2 separate regions of the Homo sapiens genome follow, and region 2 is linked to region 1. Evidence: read pairs that join two places in POLR2A ChIA-PET (ENCODE). Cell type or tissue: Panc1. All regions are shown on one strand. Links, peaks and the distances in the headings refer to the core of each region. The heading gives the core; the rest is flanking DNA. Region 1 has its middle 12 kb from the start of PLCH2. Region 2 overlaps RER1 (retention in endoplasmic reticulum sorting receptor 1).

Region 1 (4,373 bases), core at 117-4,116:
TGATGGTGACGGTGACGGCTGCAGCCCTGCGTGCTGCTACACCCCTTCCTGTGCTCTCCCAGCCCCTCGCCTCCCTGCCCTGTCTGTCCAGTGCTGAGCTGCCCGCGCTGGGGTCCTCTCCCTCTCCGAGCCAGCATTCTGCCTCCCCCTGCACGCGCTGCTCCCAGCATCTGAGGGACGTAACATTTTCCAGACAAAAGAGACGTCCACCCATGGGGGGTGTTCTGAAAGGTACCACCTCTGCCCCAAGGGGCCTTGAGCCCCCATCCCAGAGTGCGGCCTGGGAGGCTTGTGTGGACACTGAGCCCCGGATGTGGGCAGGGCAGGCAGGCACGCAGGCCCGGGCAGGAGGATGTGGGGCCGCCTCTGGGCTCTCTGAGCCGCTGCCACCTCAAGGTGTGACCACCTCCTGCCATGCGGGGCCCCAGGTGTGGAGGGGGAGGGGAGCCACCAGCAGCTGCAGTCACCACCTGGGTCCTGCCAAGGAAGGCCCCTGGGCGCAGCTGCCTGGCACCCTCAAAGGAGCTGCCTCCTGCCTTTACCACCACTCAGGTGGCCTAGGACCCTCGGCTGGACCAGCCCCTGCCCTGGGCTCTTGGGACCTGCCCTCGTGAATGAACAGTCTCTCTCACGACCCATTCGGCACAGCCAGGGTCCCAGGGCCTGTGTCCGCCTGGCTGGGCACAGCTGCGAGAAGGGAGGGGCGGCCCCCTCCCTCTGGGCCCCAGGTCTCAGTGGGTCCCGGTGCTGAGCTGAGTGGCAGGGCTGAGGGGAGGCCAGGCCACAATGGGGGCTGTCCAGGCAATGACACTGCAGTGCACGTGTGCCAGAGGCAACCAGTGGCCCAGGAGCAACAGGCGTCCCAGCATCCCCCACACCTGGGCTCTGCATGTCCCCTGGGACAGTCCACTCAGGAAAGGGCCAGCAGCCCCAAGTCTCAGAAGGGAGAAACTGAGGTGGGGAGAGGAGACAGAAGGCGAAAGCCACAGACACGCCCAAGGGTGGGAAGGAGGGAGAGGGGTGTGCGGGCTGCAGGTCCCGACCCAGCCACGCCTCCTTGGAGTGGACAGAGGCCCCTGAGCCCCCTTCCAGAGGCCGGTGAAACCCAGGTTCAGGTTCTAAGGAATAATCCATCCTCAGGGCCAGCCCCGCCCGCCACTCAGCCAGGAGATGATTTCCGTCACCGCGGCCTGCGATTAAAGGCGGTGATTAAAAGCCGCCCGCTGCACATGTTAATTTGCTTAAGATTCTGATCTCCTAAATCTCTTTTCTGGGCATTTAAGCAGAATTCTGTCTTTGAGAGCATTTGGCCCGGCGGGTGGCAGGTGGCGGGCGGCAGGCGGCGGGCAGCAGGTGAGGAGGCACCATGGTGGCAGGGGAGCCAGGCCCCAGGGAGTTTAATTTTCTCCTCGTTTGAAGAAGGCGACTGGAAGGAACAAGCACATCCAGGGACGCAGAGCCAGCTGTGAGCCCGCCAGAGCCCCTGCCCATGGGCCGGCACAGCTGGGAGGACCAGACCCAGCTTCTGCCTTGGCCGGAGGGTGGAGGGCAGAGGGCAGAGGGTCCCCACCCTGTAGGCCCAGAGCTGTGTCTCCTCAGCCCCGCTTTCTGGGACTGGTTCTTGCCTTCCGGGTCTGAGAGGCTGCCCCTGTCCCCACAGTCTAAGGCTGGATTTGGCTGTGAGCCCTGGCTGGATCTCTCCTTGGGTTCACAGGCATTGCCAGGACAGAGGCCGGAGGAGACCACACCCTGAGACAGGGCGAGCCTAGACCTTGGCCCACAGCCCTAGGTTCTCAGCTAGGCCTGTAGGTGGGCAGAGCTGATCCCCCTTCCCCTGTGCCTCAGTTTCCTTGATGTGCAATGGAAACACTGCACACCTGCTCCCCGGGCCCTGGCTCTGCACACAAAGGCAGCCACTTCCCCTGCCCTCTTGGGCTTCAGTGACACCAAGCCCAGCCTCAGGGCCTGCTGAGCCCCTAACGCCTCCTGCAGAGCCGAGCCTGAGGGTCCCGTCTTCAGTCTGTGTGAGTTGACTGAGAGCTGGCCGTGAGCCCGAGGCCACCTGAACCAGGTGCTGCCCTGACCTCCATGCTGCCCACCCCAGAGTCCGCAGTGTCTCCATCTCATCTCTTTCAGCTGGAGGGGCTTTCTTGCCCTGCAGGCTGGACAGAGGCCCCAAGCAGGCAGGGCACCACCCAGCATCTCACAGGGGTAGGGGTGGGAGGCAGCTGAGTCCGGACAGAGCCCAGGCCCCGGCTTCCCTGCAGTGCACCTTCCATTCCTGCTTTCTCCATTGGCTTGGGGGAGCAGGAGGTGGCCCCCCTCCTCAGCCATCCTGCAGCAAAAGTTCCTTCACGTCTCATCTCCAAAGAAAACCATTTAGGTGGCCCCTGCCCCAGGGCACAGGTTCAGGAAGACACGGCCAGCCCAAAGACAGGGGCCACTATAGGCCAGGGTTGCTCCAGGCTCCCAGGCACCCCTGAGGACCTCTGTGCACTCGTGTGCATGCCCAGGGGCCAGATAAGCACTCCATGCACCAGCCTGCGTCAGGATTGCCAATTCTGAGCCCGCAGGTGACCCTGTGTTTGAGCACAAACAGCCCCAGAGAAAGCCAAGGATGGAAAGATGGAGATGCACATCGGGAAGACCAGAGTAAGGGCAGAGTGGGGAGGGGAGAAGCTCGTGAAGCCCCCCTGCCAACACTCGAACCCCATGGAAAGAGACTCCACCCCCAGGACTTCCCACAGCCCAGCTGCTTCTGAGCCCCAGAGCCCTCTCTTGGACAGTGGGCAGCACCCTGTGCCGCCAGGGAGGCCAGTGCCCTGGTCACACCCGCAACCAGCTGCCGAGCGATCCCACCGCACAGAAGCCCAGCACCATGTCCTCTGGGGCTGCCAGCAAGGGGTGCCCTGAGTGTGTTCCAGAAAATGCCACTGTAGACAGGAGCCGGGAAGGGCAGTGCTCCGGCCAGCTCAGGAGACCCCAGTTCACACCCTGACTCTGCCCGACTCTGTGTGCCCCATGGGAGTTCACTGCCTCTCCGGCTTCAGTTTCCCTGTGTTGAACCAGGGAGGACCAGCAGTTCTCCAAGGGCCTGGCCAGCTGGTGCCTTGGCTCAGGCCATGGGGAGGAGGGTTCCCAGAGGAGGGCAGTGGGCACCTTCAGTGCGGTCTGGCGGGGGACATTCTTGCACCAAAGGTCCAAGTGTGATATCCCCCTGGGTGGCCACTGCTGTGAGGAGGGGCTAGGAGCCCTGTTCTCGGGTCGCGGGCTCTGACCAGTCTCCGGGCTGCAGCTGTCTCCCAGCAGCCTCCAGGAGCAGAGCCCTGAGAAACCGCCTCCCGCCAGCGGTGTGGGGCCTTCGTGGGGTGCCTCGGTTTCAGCTTCCGAGTTCTGTCCTACATATGTCTCCAAGGAAACGCTTCCCGATGACCTGCTGCAGTAAACAGATTCTCGGCTGCAGCCCCGTTCAGCAAACTTCAGCAGGCAGGGGCTCTGCAGCCTGCCTACCAGCACCAGGGCGACCTGGGGACACAGCGAGGTCCCCCATGTGTCCCTGATTCTGCTCCTCCACCACCTTGGAATGTCTGAGTTCGACGGGCCCCCAGAGGCCCCTGGATCCAACCTCTTCACTTTTCAGATAGGGAAACTGAGGCAGGGGACTCTTGCCCGGGGTCTCACAGCCCAGCTGACCCTGCAGCTCCCCCTCCGGGGCTGGTCCACAACAGTCGCACTGGCCCTGCAGCCCCCTGGAGGTGAGCACCCCAGCCTCCTCATCGTGCACAGAACGTCCTAATTACCTCTCAGAGGTGCCAAGCGCACATTTAAAGACAGAAATGCAGGCCCCTCCAATGACGAGACGGTGCTGACAGCTCTGCGGCTGGGAGAGACACAGCCCAGAAGCCCATACCTCAGACATTTCATTAATTATTCAACATCAAAGCGAATTCCGTGTTGCTTTCTTGCCTGGTTTAAGAGTTCTATGGATGTTACGGCTTCGGTTAGGAAACTAAGCCCACTGTGGGGGCCTCGAAGGGCCAGATCCACCCCCACCACCCCGACACACATCTTGGCACCAGGATGGGCTGAGCGACCTCCTGTCCTGGGCAGTGGCTAGGGGGTGGGAGCACAGAGTAAGGCAAGGGATGCCCCTCTAAGGCCCTGCTGTGTCCCCAGCACAAAGATCCCCTACTGCCTCAGCCCCCAGGGCCCCATGTGAAACCACCCCAGCGATGCCCAGAGCCCAGAGCTCGGTTCTGGGGCTCTAAGGTCACAGAGGAGCACATCGCCTGGCTGAGGAGGAAGACAGACCAGTGAGGACCTGGCCAGACTGACCACGGGCCACCCAGACTGACCGTAGTTGCCCCGGATGG
Region 2 (4,373 bases), core at 25-4,024, 61 kb after region 1:
CGGGATTTTAGGTTTCCCTCCCTTCCCCAAACCATACAGTTGAGAAGTAATTCAGAAGTAGGCCAGAAGACACTTTATTCGTTTATATTGTGAGAAAACAGCCCCATCAGGCTTGTGTTAAGGCAATGGACTGAATGAGTGCGTGCTGGGTGGGGTGGGGCACGGAGGCTGGCGGGTTGCTTCAGCCAGTGCAGTGAGAACAGCAGCCCCACGGCCCCATGGGAGGCGGCGCTGCTCTCCCCGAGGGCGGCTGGGCAGAGCACATCCCCCAGGACTTGATGACCACACGGGGCAGAGAGAAACCAACCAAGGCCAGCACCTCCGTCGGAAGCATTTGGCACACACACCTTCAATACACGTCAAGGTCGCTTCCAGTTTTAGAAAACAGAAATCTGCATCTCAGCCTGAGACGCACAGAGAGGTCTCTTCCTGACCCAGACGCACTCACGAGCCAGGTCCTGGGGGTATGGGGGCTGCCAGGGGCGCCCGAGCCCTCTCCTGGGGGGCCTGCTGGGCAGGCGACCTGCTGACCCACGGTCACTGCTGTGTTCAGCCCCTCAGCTCGGCCCCAGCCTATTTCCCGCCTCCATTTGATGTTTCCAGGTTTTCAAAACTGCATTTAACCTGCGCCAGAGAGTTCACCGTAGGCATCTTTAATAAACTAACTCCAGCAAAATGTGGGTACGTTACTAACACAAGATGGAACTTGAGATTTCCTGAAGCGCAGTGTTAAAATGCCTCGAGGGCGTGTGCCACATTTCCCTGCTGACGTAAAACACCTGGCCAGCAGGACCGGCTTCCGGCAAAGACCCGCGCAAACCATGTCTTGCTGTTTGACTTACTTAGGAATGAGGATGACCCTGTATTCCTGGGTTAGTCAAGGTCAGCTTGCCAGAGACGGAGGAGGGCGGGGGGGCCGTGACCCTCTAGACTGGGAGGACCACCAGGAGAGGCACTGGGGGCTGCGGCCGGGTGGGCAGATGCCGCCGTGGCTCCATCCATCAGCACCCAGTCCTTTGCTTCACTGTGCTCTGGCCAAGCGCGTGCGACTTCCTGTCACACCTTAGGCCTGAGCGCTTATTAAGAAAACAGTATGAAAAATGACAAACACTCCTGTCCACAGTCTGAGAATCCCAAGTGTCTCAACACGGTACCAGAAGTACCACCTGGGAGCAGCACTGGCTATCTTGGGTCAGGGACACACAAGCTTGAACGTGGCCTCTTAGAGGAGCTCGATGTCAGATATGTAAACACTGGTACAAGAAAATCCAGACACTAAGCATTCACCGTGTCAATTCTGAGACAGGAAACACCGCCCAGAGTGAGGAGCCTGCGCAGCCCGGGGCCCAGGAGGAGAGGCCTTCACTCGCATGTCAGTGTCTCATCTGGGACCACAGCTGTGATGTTCTGCTGTGCAATATGGGTCACCTTTCGAAAAGGCCAAACAAAAGGTGGGCTTTCCTGTGTCCAGCGACTGCCATGTTTTAGGTAAAGACTTTAGTAAAGGTGGAGGTAAAATCACTTGGTAAAACGTTGAGAGTATTTCTTTTCTCGAATCAAAAACGCTGACATGCAAGTGGGTTCCGCCTCTCCCGCAGTGGGGGGCCGAGTGCTGAACCTACAAAGCCAGTCTGCTCCCTGCCAGCTTCGCTGCCCCTCATGGAGGGTTGCATGAGGACAGATTTAAATTAAAAACAAAACACTCTACGTATCAAAGAAATGTGTCAAAATAATCTCAAACAATTAAAATATAATATATATTTATAATTCCGGGCCCTCAAAAGCAATCATGGTAGTTAAGAACCAAGTTTTGAGTCATTAGGATAGAGGCCAACTTTAAACATCTCCAGTGAGATGGAATTAGGAAACTGGCATTAGAACCCCACACAGTTACTTGACAATCACCTTTAAAACGTTAAGTTCTTTCGGACACGCAGGAATCAGGCTAGATCATCCCTCGGGCTCTGTGGAGTGGCTGGCACCACCTGCGGCTGCTGGGGAAGGCGGCTGGCGGGGAGCGGCCCGTTCCTCCCTCGCAGGCCTTGCTCCTGCCTGCCCACCTGGCACAGCGGGGACCGGCCACTCGCCCTTGCTCCCATGGGCTCCACCCGCCTGGCTTCCCGCCTGCAGCTGACTAGAATTCCATCCGTGAGAAACACTTGAACGTCACTGAAAAAGAAATCCATGCGATTTGGTTTAAGCGCCAGTTTCTTCTAGAACCTGATATTTCAGTTACAAATCATTGAAGCTCCTTTTTAAAAAGAAAATTTGACTCCCTCGTAATCAACTACTTTATGTGAAGAAAAAAGGCATTGTTAACAATGGCTCAAAACTGTTCTTGCAACACGTGAGGCAGCCTCAGTCCCGCTTCTAGCTGGCGAAGGCCTTGCCGGCATCCTCCTTGCCTCTGTACCTTCTCTTCCCATGTGTGAACGGGATGTACCGGTACTTAATCATGTGCTGGGGAGAGAAACACAGACTCAGTTACTGCACAACCGCTCTCCAGTCAGTCACACTGTCCCCAAATCTGAGCGGCCAAAGGTCCCCCATCTTTTCTATACATCAGACAAGTGGAATCGGAGCCCCAGTGGCTTCCTGCGCCCACATCAACACAGCAAGACCTTCCACAGCCCACGAGGCCTAGGTTTGAAACCCCATCAATCCCAGTGCTTCGTGAGCCTCCCGTGGAGGAAGGGCAAGGGGGATGTGAGGTGGCCCAGGGCCCTCTCTGCAGCCAACACCCCGGGCACAGAGTGAGGCCCGCAGCACGAAGGCCACACCGTCAAGGGCACAGTCCGCAGTCTCGGCTAACTTCCCCCTAACACCCTCCTCCTCGGGCAGGCTGGCGCGGGGCACTGGGCACCCTAAGAGGAGCCACCGGGACACTGCACTCGCCGGGGCTCTCCCACCCGGCTTCCACAAAGTTTCCACCAAGAGCCCGCCCGCTCCCACAGCTGCGCTCCCCGTTTAGTTAGCCGGCCGTGCTGGGAACGGAGCAGTGTCCTCGTCACACACAAGACGGTGCCACTTAGCTCCACATTCACACCAGGCAGACTCTGCCACCACCCACCACAGCCCAGCACAGCTCCCCCAATGCTGCGGGTAACAGAACAGCGATTGCGGCCGGCGTGGCGGCAGCGCCTCTGCTTTACCTTGATTTGCCTCTTCATCGTGATACAGAAGAGCATGATGAAGTACATCACCAGAATCGGCCAGAACACCGGGACGTTGAAAGCGTCGAAGAAAGTACAGACCATAGCCACAAGGATGCCCTTGGTAGCCGCATGCCTTCAAGTGGGGAGAGAAGGTTAGCGCCGCATCTGCAGCCAGCACCGGGCACCTGCCGGCCGCCTCCAGCCTTGCAGCTGCACCGACCGTCCCCGCAAACAGAAGCATCCCTGTGGAAAGGAGGGGTCTACCCTGGGCACAGCAGCAGCAGGACCCTTTGCATGTAGCTCACAGACATGTACTGCCCTAACCACAGAAACATCCTTCTCTTACTCCCTTGAAAGACACAATTCTTCTTAAAACTACACAAAGTATAAAGCATCAGTACTGAGGCTGGGGGCCCCATGCCTGCTGGCTGGGCCTGCGATCTGGAGAGAAACCCAGGCTGTGTCTTGTGGACCATCCAGGGCCTTCACCTTGTCACTGTGGCATGGCCACCAGTGCTCCCTCCCGTCCCAGCACATGGCCAACAGATGCCACGGCCCTGGAGGCTCAGCTCTCCCTTCCTAGTCCAAGCTTCTGGTGGCTTCCAGGGCCCCTGATCTTTCTGTACCACACTCCATCTGCGGCTGCAAAGTCAAGGCGTGGAGCCCCACGAGCTCAGCAGGCTCCTTCAGTTTACTGATCTAACAGACTTGGGTTCCTCCTGTGCTCCCAGAGTGGGGTATGAGGGACAAGACAAACGGATGCACACGCTCCCGTCCCTCTGACGGCTGCACCACCCACCTCTGCCTACCCGTGCAGACACGGACACCTCGGCTCAAACCCCTCTCAAAAATGACTCCAGGAGAAGGCTAGTCCCTCTGCCAGCCAAAAGGAGCCACAAGGCTGGGGATGGGAGAGAGGAAGGAGGAAGGAGGGAGGAGGAGGGAGGAGGAGGGAGGAGGAGGGAGGAAGGAGGGAGGAGGAGGGAGGAAGGAGGGAGAAGGAGGGAGGAGGAGGCAGGAAGGAGGGAGGAGGCGGCAGGAAGGAGGGAGGAAGGAGGAGGGAGGAGGGAGGGTGGAGGAGGGAGGAAGGAGGGAGGAAGGAGGGAGGAAGGGAGGAGGAGGGAGGAGGAGGGAGGACAGAGGGCCTGCCCTCCCCAGGCCACAACCACAGAAGCCGGTGCGCACTCCATCCCAGACTCAACCTCCAGGGCACTGGTG

The links. ChIA-PET counts read pairs that join two places held together with the same protein. Peaks named below come from ENCODE experiments on the same cell type or tissue, not always from the same donor. Only the 100,000 strongest peaks of a DNase experiment are listed, where the experiment ranks them.
Region 2: POLR2A ChIA-PET joins it to region 1 with 5 read pairs; 1 of 35 experiments calls an interaction of 5 or more read pairs at or near these places.

Annotation. Positions count from the first base shown.
Region 1 is chr1:2,462,547-2,466,919 of GRCh38, reverse strand. It overlaps a transcript of PLCH2 not described here. Among named protein-coding and RNA genes, the nearest start is that of PLCH2, 12 kb to the left of the region's middle. In Panc1, for the core only: no CTCF peak of the experiment used is centred there; no DNase peak of the experiment used is centred there; H3K4me3 peaks cover 137 bases; H3K27ac peaks cover 2,458 bases.
Region 2 is chr1:2,401,122-2,405,494 of GRCh38, reverse strand. It overlaps RER1 (retention in endoplasmic reticulum sorting receptor 1), which reads right to left. Exons shown (of 7, transcript NM_007033.5): 6 at 3,153-3,288; 7 at 59-2,460. The coding sequence ends at 2,371. It overlaps PEX10 (peroxisomal biogenesis factor 10), which reads left to right. Exons shown (of 6, transcript NM_002617.4): 6 at 1-1,521. Among named protein-coding and RNA genes, the nearest start is that of PEX10, 9.3 kb to the left of the region's middle. In Panc1, for the core only: no CTCF peak of the experiment used is centred there; no DNase peak of the experiment used is centred there; H3K27ac peaks cover 603 bases.